Regions from separate parts of the Mus musculus genome. Here region 1 is linked to region 2. The links are chromatin loops, found by intact Hi-C in ENCODE. Cell type or tissue: heart. All regions are shown on one strand. Links, peaks and the distances in the headings refer to the core of each region. The heading gives the core; the rest is flanking DNA.

Region 1 (8,421 bases), core at 113-8,112, 62 kb before region 2:
CATGGGGACATTACACGGCCCTGGAAACAGGCTTTGATAGCCCCGAACTACCATCTCAGGACCGTAACACAAGTGACAGTGCTCTGCACGCTCTCACCAGAACTCAATATACAGCTTCCTAGGGTAGAATGTAGCAGACCCTGTAGGATACACATCCCTCTGCCCCACAAGATGACACTACAGAACAGGGACACATGATCCTTCTTTACCCAGCCTCACCTCTGACTTCCATGTGCGACTGTTTGACAGTGTGCAGCTCTGAGACAGGTAGGGAGCAATTGCTCCCTCCTTCACAGTCTATGACAGAAGACAAGTAGGGAGCAGGGAGGCAGGGGAAGGGCGGGACTCGGGAAGCTGAGAGAATTCCTGGTCCCAGACACCCACAGCTCCAAACTCCACACTCCACCAGATGGCGCTAACACTTGATCTCCAAGCCTGTCAAGATACTTCCTAGTAGCTAATCTCTGCTATGCCCCAGAGCATACTGCGGACCCCAGCAAGGCATTCTTGCTAGAGGCAACACTAAGTCAGAACTCAGAACTCTCCAGTTAATGTCAGGGCTATTACCTTTTCTTACATTCTTGCATGTCAAAAGTATGAAGCAGTGAGAAAACGGGGTGGGCGATGGGGGTGGAGGGGTTATGATACACAGACGGACAGCACACCATACACATACCTCAACATAAATGTTTTAAAATTTGTTTTATTTTATGTGTATGCATGTTTGCCTGCATGTATGTCTGTGCACTACATGCCTGCTTGGTCCTTGTGGAGGCTAGAAGAGGGCACTGGATCTAAAACTGGAGTGACGGGTGGTTGTGAACTACCATTAGAGGTACTGGCAATCAAACCCAGGTCCTCTGGAAGAACAGAGAGTGTTCTGAACCAGTGAGCCATCTCTGCAGTACTCTCTCAAATATACGCTTTTTAAAAAGCAAAACCGCCCATTATAGTGGCACATGCCTTTAATTCCAGCTCTTGGGAGGCAGAGATGGGTGGATCTCAAGTCCAAGGCCAGCCTGGTCTCCAGAGTGAGCTCCAAAGCTACACAGTGAGACTCTGTCTCAAAAGAAAAAAGAAAGAAAAAAAAAATCAAGTATAGGGGGACAGGTCAACAGACATTAATGGGAAGAAATGGCCACACAGTCACAAATCTACTCAACACCAAATAAGAACAAGACAGCACCACCTGAGGTGTGGTGGAGCTCCTGCCTCCCTCGAAAGATGTCCTGGGATCAAATCCCTAGAACCAGCTGGGCAGAGGTGCCGCACACCTTTAATACCAGCACTTGGGAGGCAAAGGCAGGCGGATTTCTGAGTTCAAGGCCAGCCTGATCTACAGAGTGAGTTCCAGGACAGCCAGGGCTACACAGAGAAACCCTGTCTCGAGGAAAAAAAGAAAAGAAAAACAAAAAACAAAAAAAAACTTCCCTAGAACTCACAGTAAGGACAAGGGAAGGGAGACAGAGAAAGGAGAAGGAAGAAACAGGAAAGGGGGGGGCCGTGGGGGTGGTTATGAGGTCACTGGTGAAGTGGCTCTGGGTAGAGAGAGAGAGAGATCCTGACTCAGTCAAATAAAGTGGCCAGGAATCAAGGAAGATCCAGTATTAAGCCAGGCTCCACTCGTACCCACCCACACACGTGAACGACTCTACTTATACACCAGCCACACCAAAACAAAGCAAACAAGAAACAAATAAGAAACCTACAAAAAAGAGAGAGAGAGAATAGTAAGCCCCCAATCTTACAAAGACCATGGTCAGCACTTCTTCAACCTACCATACCCAGACGATCTAGGCCTGGCTTCTTGGTTTCCAACCTGACAGCAGACATGATTAACCAAGGTCATGATTCCAAAACGACAGGGCCACTGAAGTGTAAACCATTACAAACTAGTTTGCAGAAAGCTTTAAACTGCTGCTGTATTTTAATCAAATTAAACTTTTCTTTCATTTTTATCAAACAAAGAGCAGAATACAGTCTTCCCCATCAGTACAGCAAACAACTGCCTCAGCTTCCAAGGCCCACGGGCAGCTATGCTGGCCTCTGGTCTCTCCTGCTTTTTCTGCTGAACATCCTCCCTCGCAAACACGTACCACTGGCACCCCTAGCAGGAGCATCCCATCTCAGGCTCTGTCTCTAGAAAACTCAAGACGATCCCTAGACCAGTGTCAGCCCGTTGTCCCATAGAGGTGGTCTGAGAATTGTCTGACGAGCAAAGACATGAGCACGTGGGCATTCGTCATTCTCAGGAAAGGCACAGACAACTGAGGTTACAAACCCTGGAGCTCAAATGTGTGACGAGGGACGGATAGAGGACCAGGTTCCCGAGGACACCACGAAGGGGACAGTGTGAAGCGGACAGCTCCCAGGCAGGCACTTCCTCTTTCTGGCCATCCTCATGTGCAGGAGAGCCCATGGAAGCTGGTCCCTCACCCACCTGTGCCAGCTCCTCAGAGGTCTCCTCTGCCCTATGGTTGTCTTCGTCACCGCTGGATCCGGCCACTCCTTCAGTGTCTTCCTCACTCGAGTCACTGCCCAAATCTTCGAGGCCTGAAAACACACTCTCCTCGCTGTCAGAGAGACTGGAGTCAGGATCGCTGAGGAGAGGAGGCTGCAAGGAATCAGAGGGTTTAATAACTGCCACCTGGAAGCAGGTGCCTCTGGTCACACACTTCCGTCTGCGCCGAAACCACTCACCCGGCCTGGAACCCTCCTCCTCTCCTGCCTCTGTGGACAGAACCTGCCCTCGGAGCAGACACACCAGTCCCCAGAGCCGTGCAACAAACAGAGGGAACCTTTCAAGAACACACTGGCTTTGTGGGGATCAGTTTCTTCTCACTGTGCCACCAAAACCAAGTTTCCTCCACGGACACACTCCACACCCTACTGTCACCTAAGGGTCCTGAAACTGACACCAGCTTGGAATGGGACCCTGGGCCTGGGGGGGATTAGAACTCCCTGGAGGCTCTGACCAGCTGCAACAGGAGGCTTCTTTACCCTGACGACCAGGACCAAGCCCTGACGGACAAGTCGGAAAGCTGAAGATTAGCAAGATAAGCCTATGTGTTGGTTTGAATGACAAGAGCCCCCCACCCCCCTATACGCTCATACATTTGAATGTTTGGTTCCCAGGGGATGGATTGCTGAAGAAAAATTAGGAGGCGTTGGTAGGTCACTGGGCGTGGGCTCTGAGGCTTCAAAAATCCACATCAAGCCTAGAATCCCTCCCTCTTCCTCTCTCCCAGCTCATCAAGATATAAGAGAAGCTCTTAATTGCTGCTCCAGCACAATACTCTCTGCCATGGTGGTCAAGGACCAACCCGCTAAAACTGCAAGCAAGCTTCCAAGTAAGCTCTTCCTTTGATAAGGTGCCTTGGTCTTGGTGTTTCATCCCAGTGCCAGACAAACAAACCATCTGCTGTCTTTTTTTTTTTTTTTTTGAACAGAGAATCCTGTGAGTACAGCCCTAGAGGCCACTTTACAACGAACACAATAAGACATTCAAGCATTGTGAACAGTTTTCTATCACTGACCTCCAAAAGTTGAACAAGTACTTGAACACTGGAGGAAGCATGTGACTGCACCTAGTACTCACACTGTAGACCAAGCTGACCTCGAACTAACGGAGGTCATCTGTCTCTGTCTTCTGAGTGCTGGGATTAAAGATGGGTGCCAATGCCGCTGGCTAGTTCTTGTCTACCTGAGTGGCCTTCGCTGCCAATCATCACAGTGATCACCTGAGTTTCCATAGATGTCACACTGACATTCTCTTATTATTGACATCTCTAAAACTACGCTACTTGTCATACTAACAAGTAAAAGTACTGCACGCAGTTAGGGCATAAACAACTGACTATTAAAGGCTTACTGCCTAGAACTACACAGAGGGAAAAGCTTAGGGGCGTTTCATAAAACAAAGGGACAACTTACGTAGTGGTTCTCAACCAGTGGGTCACAATCCCTCTGGGGCGAGCAACCCTTTCATAGACTATCCTGCATATCAAATAATTACGATTCATAACAGTAGCAAAATTACAGTTATGTTTTCTTTTTGGTTTTTTCGAGACAGGGTTTCTCTGTGTAGCCCTGGCTGTCCTGGCACTCACTTTGTAGACCAGACTGGCCTCGAACTCAGAAATCCACCTGCCTCTGCCTCCCAAGTGCTGGGATTAAAGGCGTGTGCCACCACCACCCGGCAAAATTACAGTTATGAAGTAGCAGCGAAAATGATTTTGTAGTTGGGAAATCACCGCAACACGAGGAACCGTATTAAAAGGGCCACAGCATTAGGAAAGTTGAGAACTTTGAGGATCCAATTCAGTGGAGTCAGCTGTGCATGCCTTCTACCACCTACATTTGATGAATGTAGCAAGCCTACTGAGCTTAGCAACATGGACTAGCAATGGTTCCATGACAACCAGTTCTGGATGCCCTGGGTTCCAATCAGACTTCCATAATCTCAAGTCCTCTTTTGATTCACAACACACCTGACATGCTGGCTTGGTAGCACAGCACGAGCGCAATTACAACCTTTCCCAGGACAGGAAGCACAGATGGAAGGTCCAGAGACTATGGTGAGGGGACTCTTAAAGGTCTCTCCCTTAACACGGTTCAAGCCACAGAACTATCCCCCGGGTTCCAGCGCCCCTCGGCGCAAGTAATGTTCTGCTGAGAGTTCCAAAATAACAGCCCAGACTGGACGATCAGGCTCTAGGCGACCCACACGACACTACACGCTGCGCCACGGCCCGGCCTCCCTGGTCTTGCCAAGTGCCTGCATGGTTCCCAGAGGGATGCTGTCCGCTACTTGGAAGTTACCTCTTGTATCTGCAGCTCCTGATCAGGTTCCAAACGTCGTTTCCCCGGCAGCGATGCCGGTGACATGTGGGGCTTACCACACGCCCCCGCCATGCTGCGCCGCGCCGGCTACCGATCTACTGCCGCTTCCGGCAGCGGGAGCGCCTCGTGTGCCCCCAGCCAGGCTCCGCCCTACCAGGCTCTGATTGGTGAGCAGCCCGGGTGAAGCCATCTTGCGCAGGCGTAGGGTGCGGCGCAAGGGCTGGGCCGGCAAAGTAGGCAGGGGAGATCACGGCGCCTGCGCACAGAGGCTACAGGTCTGGCCCTAGCGAGAGCGCGCCGGTCGCAAGATGGCTGCGGCCATGCGAGGCCTTGCTGTGTGTGCGCAGCGGGCGGCGGAGCGGCCCGGACGGCAGGGGCAGCGACGACACTAGCTCAGCCTTCAGCCACTCTTCTAAAAGGCCACCCCAGCCTCTGCCTGCTTTCGTCCGAGATGGATCTGGCCGTGGGCCCCGGTGCAGCGGGGCCCAGCAACGTCCCGGCCTTCCTAACCAAGCTGTGGACCCTCGTGAGCGACCCGGACACAGACGCGCTCATCTGCTGGAGCCCGGTAGGAGCTGGCATGGGCCGGAGCGGCCTTCGAGGGAGGGTCCTGTGGCGGGAGGGGACCTGCTTCGGAGAAAGCGGCCTGCGAGTTAGTCGGGCTCGCCCGGGTTCAGCCATCCTGGCATCCTAGAGGGAGGACGCCGCTGTCTGGGGAGGAAGTGCGCCCCGCCCCCAGAGCCACTCACGGAGAGTAGGCCGAGACCCCAAATCATCCTACATTTCACCCGGACAATAAGGACGGGGCTTCCAGTACAGGGTCTTTGCTCACAGAGAAATAGTTCCCAGAGTCCGTCTGCGTTTCTGCTTTTTAGGCAATCATTCAGAATAAGTGGAAGGCCTAAGGAATGCATGAGAGAAGAGCGAGAATAGGAGGATGTGGAGCCTAAGCTCAGCCCCGATAGTCTCCAGACGCCAGAGCAGTTTTGCCCGGCCCTCCAAGGGCCGTGTCGAACCCTGTTCTGTTGCCTGGCAGCGGACTGTGTACACCGCACACCCTGCTGGCCCTGCATCTCTGGCTGGCTTGCAGAGGTCGTTCCGTGTTTGTGTTAAGTTGGAAAGTAGAATCTGCTGTTCACATGTGGATTCTGAGGGCCAGAGCGCGCAGAGCTAGCCGATGGTGGTGGCCTGAAGACAGGCCACCCTGATTCAATGGGAACCTTTGGAGGGATGGAGGCGGCTAGGTGCCACCACCTTGACCTTCTGCAAGCCAAATCTGGCGGGTCTCTCGGTCTCTGCGGAGCACTGCCCCCTCGCACAAGTTTCTTAAGCTGGCAAGAATGGAGAAAAGGCCTGGGTGGCAGATGGAGGCCAAGGCTTCTGGCTCTCAGTTGCCTGTTTGTTTAAACTCTGCTCTGCCTAAAGGGTGTTTTGGGAATAAAGAGAAGACTAGAAAGCACGGAACTTCACTTTTCACGAGACGGTCTTTGTGATTATCCCATGGGCTATCCGTGGGCCGCGTTGTTTTCCTGAATGCCATATTCAGTTCACAGCCTGTCCTGGATTTCATACACCTGGGCAGAGAGTATGATCTTACCTTTCTATCTTTCCCCAATTTACCCCCCTCTGTTTTCTTTGACTGAAGGGGAGCTTTCTTACCTAGGTCCAGTAGGACTACCAGGTAGCCTCTGGAATAGTCTGAGCTTAATCCTATTAGGAAGATCCATCCTGTCTGCTGTTTCTGCTTATAGATTGGTACAAATGTGGGCGAGGTGTCAGTGTAGGTTCTTCCAGGACAGGGTGTTCTGATGAGGGCCTCTCAGTGTGAGGATGGAGCTGATCTGCCCTGTCACCTCCTTCCATCCACACAGCTGCAACTCATCTGTGAGCCTTGTTAGCGTGCTGGGAGTCATGGGCAAGTAGTCTGTACTGAGCAGCAGTGGACTGCTATAAGACACGCTGTAAGCAGTGGAGCTGGTATAAGAGACGGTGGTCAGTGGGAGCTGGCATGACCCTGAGTACAAAAAACAAGCTCTGACGTAGAAGTAGAAAAAAGAAAACCCTTGTCTAGGCCATCCAGGGACAGCAGAGCTTCTTGGATCTGGCTGTCTGTTCACAGGTAGGAATTCATGCTCCTGACCCGTGGCCTGTGGGGCATGTACATTGTCTTGGTAGCCTCTTAACAGCATTCCCTGCGGGCCCACTGATCAGGAAGTTTGAGGTCCACATTCTTACTCAAACTTGCAGATAAAAATTGTCTTACCCTTCTCAGGCATATCCTCCTCCTTGAGGGGCCAGGGAGCCTGTCTAGCCCCAAAAGTCTTTGAGCTTTGCTCGGTTCGGCTCCTCATTCCTGCTACAGGAGACAGAACAGATCTCTACCTTTCTCCAGTTCCATGGTTCCACTCCCCGTCCCCGGCCCGCCTTCAGTTACAGGTGCTCCACAAGAACCTCAGGCCATCCAGAGGGTTCCTCAGTCAGGTCCCACGGGACAGCACACCCTTGACCAGATTTAGGATCCCAGTAAGATCCCTGCAGGCGCGTGAACGTGGGTGTGGATGGTCCTCTCTCAGTAGGCTTCTCTTTTTACCCTGTACCAAAGGTGCCTCCAGATTCCGTGCCCAGAGATGCAACAAGTAGGTCGGGACAACAAGTAGGTCGGGCTAAACAGTGAATCCATAGGGTCATTTCTCAATCCTGGCTTTCTCTCTGTGCTTCCTGTGTCCCCTCGGTCAGACACTTGCTAGCATTGTTGGAGAGCCACCTCGGTGCATTTTGAAATGGGGAATGAAGCCCAAATAAAAAAGCCAAAGCTTAGAACCTGTATCTAGCTTTATCCAAATTTTGTAAGATCATTTTGCCCCACCCGTTTTAGAAATATTAAAAAGAAACATGAGAAATAAGTTTGTCTAACTCAAAAGAGTACAGATGGTGGTAGTTTGTGTGTGTGTGTGTGTGTTTTAATTTTCTTCTAGTTTTTAGAAGGTGAATGTTTTTGTGTGTGGTGTGGTTTTGTGTGGTGTGTGTGTGTGCGTGTCACTGAACTTGGAACTTGCCTTTAGTCAGCTTGACTGGCTGGTCAGCAAACCCCAACAATCCTTTCGACTCCACACGGTGCTGGGCCTGCAGACACGCACAGCCACACCCAGCTTTGCATGGGTACTAGGGAATCCAAATTCAGACTCGAATGCTTCCTACTTAACCATCTCTCCATCTCCTGAGCGTGTTTAACCTACTACCCAACCCAAGCAGTGTCGTTCTACTAGGTGCAAAGAGATGGAGACCAGGCCCCACTTGCCCTTTGTCCTGGCTTTGGTCTGCTAGCCCCAGGAGCTACCTGAGGGGCTTGAGAACCAGGAAGACGGCCACATGATTTGTGCCAAACAAGTGCTGGGGCTGGGAGAGACTGAAGCCTTAAATAGTCAGGGAGGTAAAAAAAGAAAAGAAAAAAAGGAATGAAGTCTCATTTTTAAGATATCCCCTGCTCTTTGGTAGCCTTTCCAGTGCAGGATCTTCGTGAATTTTGTTGCTAGGTGCCTCTCTGGTCTCACCCTAATCCAGCCCAGTGATGCGGTTCTC
Region 2 (8,421 bases), core at 287-8,286:
CCAGGTCTCCTGATACTTCACCTGTGGGTACCAGGGATTAACGGAAGTGAGTTCTGGCAAGAGGCTCTTGTGTGGCCCTATGCAAAGAGGCTGTGGGGTGGGGTGGGGTGGGGCAGGAGCTCTGACCTCTCTCAGGACATTACAGGAAATGAAGACAAGGCAGATGATAAAGAGCATCGTCCCCTTCCAGAGCGTGTCCAAATAGTACTCGAGCACAAAGACTGAGGGCGGCATGACCCAGCACATGAGGACAGCTAGGAGCTGCCCTTAGCTCCAGGACAGTACCAGGGATTTGGGGGAAAGGGCCCGCCCAGTGGAGATTCTCCATGGTACTACCGCGTCTCCTCCCACAAGTACACCTGCCTATACCCTCCTAACCCCAGCCACCCTCCCCACTTCTGGGATCCTGACCACGCCCAGTCCCCGCCCACCATCCGGCTGTTGCTGCTTGAAGGGGTAAAAGCTGTTATTCTTGAGCTGATTGGCTAAGTGGCGCTCGGTAGAGAAGAGTCCTACGTTCCAGAGTTTGAAGTACTTAACAAGGGCGGAGAAGCGGGAGCCACTGGCCTGCTGCTCCTTGGGGACCTAATTAGGTAGATCTGGTCAGGATCCAGCTTGCCCACTGCCGCTGCCCCACTGTCTTTATACAGGGCTCCCACCCGAGACAATTCCAGGGTTGCAGCTGAGGGAAGAATCAAGAGCCGCCAGACAACAGCAGGGCAGAGAAGCAGGGAGCAGTCCAGGCTGGGCTGCCTGGGTTCTAGAAGCTCAGAGTAAAGGGTTCTAGAAGGGGCTTTTCTATTGACCACACCTATCTAGTGAGCTTGCCCTCCCTGGTTAGTCTCCACTACCTGGAAGGTAGCCTGGCTGCCTCGTGGTTGGACAACCTGAGCCCGTGCTACCAACACTGTCACTTCATGGATGCTGGTAGCTGATAAAGGTCTTTTTCTCGCTCCTACTATTTTATACCTCACTGTCTACCCTATCCTTAGACAACTGTGTCCCAAGTGAGCTAAGACACTTAACACACACACACACACACACACACACACACACAGGTTCATGCCTGCTGTAGCATACTCCATCATGTATAACCCTGTTCCTCACCCAACCACTTACTCTAAGGACCATACACAGTCTGACGTGTTGGTTTCTGCTTGTAAGCCTACCACATTGGAGGCTGAGATGGGTGAATTGTTGTGAGTCAGCCTGGGCTACACCGTGAGTTCCAAGCCAGCCTAAATTTGTGTGAAAAGGATCTCAAATAAAACAACAAAGGACTGTACAGAGTGCCTAAAAATTACTTAATTGTGGGGCTGGAGAGATGGCTCAGTGGTTAAGAGCACAGACTGCTCTTCTGAGGGTCCCGAGTTCAAGTCCCAGCAGCCACATGGTGGCTCACAACCATCTGTAATGAGATCTGATGCCCTCTTCTGGTGTGTCTAAAGATAGCTACAGTGTACTTACATATAATAAATAAATAAATCTTTTTTTAAAAAAAAACCTTTATTGTAACAAAACCTCCAACATTTCAAAGTGAAAATGAGCAGGGTAAACCTGGCTGCCCTCTAAGTGGGCTCTTTGGCAGAGGGCGGGCTGGTAAGTAGCTGCTCTAGACACCACTGGACTTCCTCCAGGCCCCGGTAGACGCGCTTCAGACCTCGGGGGAGGCAACGACAGGACTCCAGGTTAAGATACAGCAGCCCCGGGCAACCACTAATCACAGAACTGTGAACAGGCAAGCCGTGGGAAAGTGAGCTGTTGGCCAGAGAGCCCCGTCTGCCCTCACATATACCAGGCCTACCACCCCAAGCCACCCAAGCCCAAATCTAGTACTCTCGGTGTCCCCAAGGAGTTGGACGAGTGACTCGTGTCTATACCCCTCCTGGACCCTGGCAATGAGGAGTCAGGGAGCACTCCTCTGGTCCCTAAGTGAGACACGGCAGCAAGTGGTTCAAGATCCACAGAATTAGTGAACGGTGCACTGACCTGACCGTGCTTGGGGTAACTCGGGTACCCCTCAGGTTGAGGGAGCACAAGGCTGGGTGTAAGCCCCCAGGGGTGCCCGAGAAAACAGCCAGGGCCTGTTCCAAGTCCTTCTCGCTGAAGCCTTGGCCACTGAAGTCCAGCTCCCTCAGGGTGTGATACCACTTCCGGGTCAACAGGGGGCTGCCATCCTTAGCCAGGGTCAAGCCATCAGATATGCCATACAGGCCCAGGTAGAGTTGCTCCAGCTCTGAGATGGGAGAACTCGGTGTGACTATTAGGGCACTCAGTGACCACCCCCACCCCACCCCGACCCCCCCACACCTTCCCAAGCAAAGCCAGCTAGCTGACCTTGACATGGCAGATGACACAGACCGCTAGGAGTGACCCTAGCGCAGCCTCGAAGGTCCAGCATGCGCAGTTTCGGGGAGCGATGGAGCAATCGGCCCAGAACCTCATTGCTCACAAAGTTGCAGGTGGAGCCAGCCAAACAGAGCTCCTCAAGACTGGGGAAGCCTGGTCCCTGGGGCACGCCTCGGCCACACGGCTTGGGAAGCCAAATCAGATTCAGCAGCCGCAGCACCTAGGAAGAGGGAAGAAGAAGGAGGGAGGAGGGACAGGCTGCAGATATGGCAAGGGGTGGCAGGTGGGAGACAGTAGGGTATAAATACCTGCAGCTGGGGGCAGCCTTTCTGCAGGGCTTCCACAGGCAGCTGCAGGGGTGTGTTGTTGCAGTTCATGCCAGTGCTGACCTGGAGGACTTGGAGCTGTGGGCAGCAGTTGTCCTGGAATGGTGGGATAAACACTGCTAGGTCAAAGGCCTGGGCTGGTCCCCACTGAGCCCTTTTCCTGACCATCCCCAGCCTACCAGCAGTGCGCCCAAGATGGCCGTCGTCTGGGAACTGTAGGTCAGCCACAGTTTACGCATTCGGGACCCGGCCTCCTCCAAGAAGCTCACCACAGCTGTGGACTCCACCTGGGGATCCAGCCCAAAGGTGCAGCTCATGCATGTCACAAGGGCCCAGGCGATTTCAGGGTCCCCCACCCACCCACGGCAAAGGACTCACCATGGAATGATGTAGGTCCAGGCTGTGGAGCTGGCAGCAGGCTCTCGCTAACATGACCAGAGTTTCAGCAGTCACAGTGTGGCAGTCTGAAAGCTTGAGGAAGGTGAGCCGAGGGCAGAACTTGCTAACCAGCTGTAGCAAGAGATAGAGAGAGAGAGAGAGACCATCCAGGGTTGTGGAGGGCAGGTAAAGGTCTATCTACAGGGACACTGGTAGTCATGACAAGCCTATCCTATAGTCCCAGCTATGACTCCATTCTGTCCACGCCAGGCCTACATGGAAATTGCTGTCTCCTCCAGCAATTTCCTAAGATGTCAGCAAGACGAAACTGAGCAGGCAGGCAGACAACTCTGTGGTACACCACCAGGGCACCCTCCCCATAGTAGACCACTCAAACGTGACAGCTTGTGTGCAGGGCAGTCTCCAGCTCTTACCTCCAACACAGAGTGTACTTGAGACTTCCAGTGGATGAGGGTCAAGCTCTGGAGCTGAGAGAACCTGGGCGACAGCAAGGCCCGGCTGTAGTTGTGCTCTTGTCCTTACGCTGCCCCCTTCTGGACAGAATCCTCCCCTACTCAACGCGGATGCAGGGAAGACAACAGACAGTAAGATGACAAGGAGCCCTCACCGATTGGGTACGAGCCACTCCAGGCAAGCAAGGAGCTTCTTCTCTCCCTTAAGGTTGCCCTTGCCAGCCCGGCCAACCAGCGAGGGTGACAGGGTCACAGTATGCCAGAGTGAAGGATGGGAGGTGGCTTCGTGCCAGTGACGGCAAACGCGTGCAGCCCTAGGAGAAGAAAAAGTTTGCTGAGAGTGCGTGGCCTTTTGCGGGTAATGCCTACAATGGAGTGTTTTAGGAGCAGCGCAGCGGTCTTAAAGCCTGCCGTCGCCCGTTCTCAGTGCTAGGCTTTGAGCTCTAAGTGAAGACAGGTGCCGGAGCACTTGTGTTCGCCCGATGTGATGCCTGCTCTGCCCTCTGCTCTGCAGCACCCGCTCAGTGCGCCAGTCTCTACCGCGGCAGGCGCTGTTGGTGTACCTGCCAAGAAACGGCATGGGCCCATGAGCCGCAACCAACAACCCGAAAATATGCACCAGGACTTCTAAGGGAATACGGTCTCCCCAACCAGAGTCCAGGCCCTGATCGAGCGACGGCTCCGGTCGGGGTTTGGTCCTGGGCTTGGCGACAGCCGTGGGGCCACGAGCCAGTGACCTCGGAGCGCGGCGACGGGCGCGCCGGTGCGCACGAGCGCGGGGAGGCTCCAGGTCCGGCAGCACGAGCAACATGCTGTCCGCTTGCAGCAGGTGGTACCCAGAGCCGCGAGGTGCCAGGCGGTCCCACCACCAGTCCTCCGCCGAGCGGCCCCGCGCATCGGGCCGCTTGGAGCTTCGAACTCGACGTCTAACTCGCCTAGAGGCCACGGGAGCCATAGCCCCCGGGAGCTGAACTAAAAGCGGAAGGTGGGTGGGCAGAGAGGAAGGGGCGTGGCCCCTTAGCTCACTCCTTTACACTACACTTAGCTTCCGGGGGTGGGACTTCCGCCGCAGTCTAGCGCATTAGCCGGCGTCTTACTACAACCCTTTGGCTGGGGTTTGGCTGCCTTCCGGGCTAAGTGGCGTGCTCCCGGGGCTGGGCGGGCTGCTCCGGCCCCACGCCCCTGATGCACCGCACTCAGCCGAGGAGCCCAGAATCGAATCAAGTCAGCCAGCCACACCTCTTGCCGATCCACGCCGGCTGCCTGAAGTTAGCTGTCATCCAGTCTGGTTTAGCCGCGCCAAGACTTGGTCCTCCGCAAGCATCAAGGACTGGCTCTTTCGCTCATCTTCCTCCCCGGAACCATGCTTTAAGCCAGCTTCTCGCTCCCCCGCTTGCCAGTCTTGTACAGAAGGGTCCCGGTGCAGGCTCCATGGTAGGTGCAGCTCCTGATCTATCCGCCGCCTCCCTCCAGGTGCCTTGGTTTTGCAATCTGGCCACCTCAGACCCTGACTCTGCCCACTCGCATGTTTTTTTGTTTGTTTGTTTGTTTTGTTTTGGTTTGTTTTGGTTTGTTTTTTGTCTCCGTCCAGGTGAAAAAGCTTGACTCTTTTTTTCTCTAGAATAGTTAGAGAAGCTTTGGATCTACGTGGGAAAAGGGCGGACTGTTACCTTCGCTTTGTCCTGGAGGGCCCGCTTTGACCTTTGACCTAATGGCAGCACCTCCGCTGGGCCGACTGGTGCTGACCCATCTGCTGGTGGCCCTTTTCGGCATGGGCTCCTGGGCTGCTGTCAACGGGATCTGGGTAGAGCTGCCGGTAGTGGTGAAAGAGCTCCCGGAGGGTGAGTGAAGTGGGCGGAGGTAGGCTGCTGCTGTTGCTGCTCTTCGTTCCTTAGCCTGGTGCCTTTACACTATCTCCTCCTTCCACTGCAGGTTGGAGCCTCCCTTCCTACCTCTCTGTGCTTGTGGCGCTGGGAAACCTGGGTCTGCTGCTGGTGACTCTGTGGAGGCGTCTGGCTCGCGGCAAGGGCGAGCAAGTCCCCATCCGAGTGGTTCAGGGGCTAGGCATAGTGGGCACAGGCCTACTGGCCTCTCTGTGGAACCACGTGGCCCCAGTGGCAGGAAAGCCGTACTCAGTGGCCTTCCTAACGCTGGCGTTTGTGCTGGCATTGGCCTGCTGTGCTTCTAATGTCACTTTCCTGCCCTTCTTGAGCCACCTCCCACCCCCCTTTTTACGGTCTTTCTTCCTGGGTCAGGGCCTGAGTGCCCTCCTGCCCTGTGTGCTAGCCCTGGGTCAAGGGGTGGGCCGCCTTGAGTGCCTGCATGTGCCTGCCAACAGGACCACTGGGCCTCCGATCGAGGTGTCTCCCATTAATTTCCCTGAACGGTTTTCTGCCACCACGTTCTTCTGGGTGTTGACTGCCCTTCTGGGCACTTCAGCAGCTGCCTTCCAAGGCCTCCTGTTACTACTGCCATCCCCGACATCTGAACCCACAACAGGTACAGGGCTTCGGGTAGAAACACCAGGAACAGAGGAGGAAGAGGAAGAGGAAGAGGCCTCACCTTTGCAGGAGCCACCAGGCCAGGTGGCAGGCATTGTTTCCAGCCCAGACCCTAAGGCCCATCAGCTGTTCTCTTCCCGAAGTGCCTGTCTACTGGGCCTGCTGGCCATCACCAATGCTCTGACCAATGGCGTGCTGCCCGCTGTACAGAGCTTTTCCTGCCTGCCCTATGGGCGCCTGGCCTACCACTTGGCTGTCGTACTGGGTAGCTGTGCCAACCCCCTTGCCTGCTTTCTGGCCATGGCAGTGCTGTGCAGGTGCTCACGGACTCCCAAGCCCCCATGGGGAAGAGCTTGAGGTGGGCCAGGGCCTGGCACAGCCAGTCCTGATCCCAGCCCATCCTTGGCAGGTCTCTGGCAGGGCTGTGTGGTCTGTCTCTGCTGGGCATGCTCTTGGGCTCCTACCTGATGACACTGGCAGCCTTAAGTCCCTGTCCTCCTCTGGTGGGCACCTCTGCAGGTGTGGTCCTCGTGGTAAGTACAATGGGGACATGAAACAGGAACAGGGCTTGTCTCATAGCAGGGGAATTTCATGCTCAGCCCGCTGCTGCGAATCTCCCCTCTACGACACCCCGCCCCACTCCCCTTTCAGGTACTCTCATGGGTCCTGTGCGCAGGCACGTTCTCGTATATCAAGGTGGCGATCAGTTCCATGTTACACAGCGGAGGCCGGCCAGCACTGCTCGCTGCTGGCGTGGCTATTCAGGTGGGCTCTCTGCTGGGTGCGGTCGCCATGTTCCCTCCTACCAGCATCTACCGAGTATTTCGCAGCGGAAAGGACTGTGTGGACCAGTGTGGCCTCTGAACCCAGACGTGTAGGAGTTACTTCACACTTGTCTCCACCTGGAGGGTAGGAGGGATGGTCACAGTGCCTGGGTCCTGTGGCCCAAGGTGGCCACCCTACACACAGATAATATGGATATTTCACACTCCACAAGAGACCTGGCTTTGGAGAAAAGACCAGTGTGAGGACCAAAGAGCAGGCCCAGACCCAGGGATAGATTGGAGCTGCGCGGCCTTCACCCCTGGGACCTCTGTGGGATTTGCACAATAAAACATCTTCATCCAATGGGTTGTTAATCCCATGAGCACAGCTCTATGCCAGGCCTCCTTCCCTCCGTAGGCAGCCCCTCTCCCCCAGGATCCTGGTTATAGCTTCCTCCACTCGCCTAGTGGCTCTTGCAGGGCCTTGGGTGACCTCAGGACTCCTACATGATTGCTTTGCTTTTCTGGGACTACTTCGGTAGCTGAAGGCCAACTCCCAGGGCCCATGTGGGGCTGAAGCAGGATAATGCCTTCGATTGGCTGGACAAGCAGCAGGGTCACTCACTGCTCCACACCGCGTCTTCAGGGTGTGAGGGTCTGGCATGGTTGGGAAGTCAACCAACAAGGAAACTTGGGGGGGTGGTGGGGGCTGATTACACACAAGACCCTTCTGCCAAGATCGTCACCTTCAGAGTTTGGTGCAAGGTCCAGGTACAAATTTTGCTTTACTTTTTTTGTAATTTTATATGCATGGGTATTTTGCTTGAGGAGGTCAAAATTGAATATCCAATCCACTGGAACTGGAGTTACCGACTGCTATGAGGTGCCATGAGAGTGCTGGAAATTGAACCCAGGTCCTCTGGAAGAACAGTAAGTGCTTTTAACCACTGAGCCTTCTCTCCAGCCCCCAGGGCCGTTTTTTTGTTTTTTGGGGGTTTTTTTGTTTTTTTTTTTCTTTTAAAGTTCTGACCCTCTTGGGACCTTTGAACTTGACAGCATTGCTTATCAGACCTCCAGCGAATAAAGTTTCCAGCTTCTATAGTCAAAGCCACAATGTGTCCCTTTAGGTAGACACATAGCTAGCTGTCTTCCACTCAAACTCCTGGGCCTTTGCCCTGTGGCATCTGTAGGGTTGTTTCTGGGCTGAGTGGATCTAAAGCTCTCACACAAAGGACTGGAGCCTCAGGTAGAACTGGGAAGATCCTTTGAAGCTATGAGGGTCTGAAGGCCATGCCAGGGTGAGAGCCTGGGTTTCTGCCTTCTCTCTGTCTTAGGGCAGACTAGAGAGAGAAACCTGTGAGGGACACACAACACCAAGTGTGTACCAGGGTGACTTTGAACTCACAGGAGTTGCGTGGGAGAAGGGGATTTCCACCCGGTTCTTTCAGATGATCTTTCTGAACGTTAACACTTCTGTCCTCGAATTGGCCGCCTGGCTTTGTTTTCCTCCTGGCCTCCAGACCTAGTCAGGATCACCTGAGCAGGGGGGAGCTCCCTGGTCTCTTAGGAGTTTCCGAAGCTCAGGTATTGGCTAGGAGGAGCGGGAGTGATAGGGCAAGGTAGGCAGGCA

Evidence for each region. A loop is a pair of places that touch in the nucleus more often than their neighbours do. Peaks named below come from ENCODE experiments on the same cell type or tissue, not always from the same donor. Only the 100,000 strongest peaks of a DNase experiment are listed, where the experiment ranks them.
Region 1: a loop joins it to region 2, with 2.8 times the contacts of the local background. A loop is called at or near these places in 8 of 42 quality-filtered maps.

The regions. Positions count from the first base shown.
Region 1 is chr15:76,472,308-76,480,728 of GRCm38, forward strand. Bop1 (block of proliferation 1) reads right to left here and starts at 4,942. Exons shown (of 16, transcript NM_013481.2): 1 at 4,822-4,942; 2 at 2,441-2,614. The coding sequence starts at 4,914. Hsf1 (heat shock factor 1) reads left to right here and starts at 5,055. Exons shown (of 13, transcript NM_001331154.1): 1 at 5,055-5,410. The coding sequence starts at 5,294. In heart, for the core only: a CTCF peak has its summit at 412 (motif pointing right); DNase peaks (open chromatin) are centred at 384, 2,334, 5,054 and 5,524; H3K4me3 peaks cover 2,911 bases; H3K27ac peaks cover 2,314 bases.
Region 2 is chr15:76,534,236-76,542,656 of GRCm38, forward strand. Tmem249 (transmembrane protein 249) reads right to left here and starts at 762. Exons shown (of 6, transcript NM_001378247.1): 1 at 660-762; 2 at 432-585; 3 at 127-221; 4 at 1-21. The coding sequence starts at 177. It overlaps Fbxl6 (F-box and leucine-rich repeat protein 6), which reads right to left and starts at 4,511. Exons shown (of 9, transcript NM_013909.2): 1 at 4,090-4,511; 2 at 3,682-3,840; 3 at 3,488-3,551; 4 at 3,054-3,185; 5 at 2,855-2,962; 6 at 2,658-2,771; 7 at 2,338-2,569; 8 at 1,990-2,236; 9 at 1,488-1,728. The coding sequence starts at 4,481. The coding sequence ends at 1,569. Slc52a2 (solute carrier protein 52, member 2) reads left to right here and starts at 4,595. Exons shown (of 5, transcript NM_029643.4): 1 at 4,595-4,960; 2 at 5,148-5,367; 3 at 5,459-6,344; 4 at 6,437-6,560; 5 at 6,679-8,421. The coding sequence starts at 5,238. The coding sequence ends at 6,891. In heart, for the core only: CTCF peaks have their summits at 2,134, 3,618 (motif pointing left) and 4,461; DNase peaks (open chromatin) are centred at 526, 3,676, 4,596, 5,486 and 2 weaker places; H3K4me3 peaks cover 3,942 bases; H3K27ac peaks cover 2,501 bases.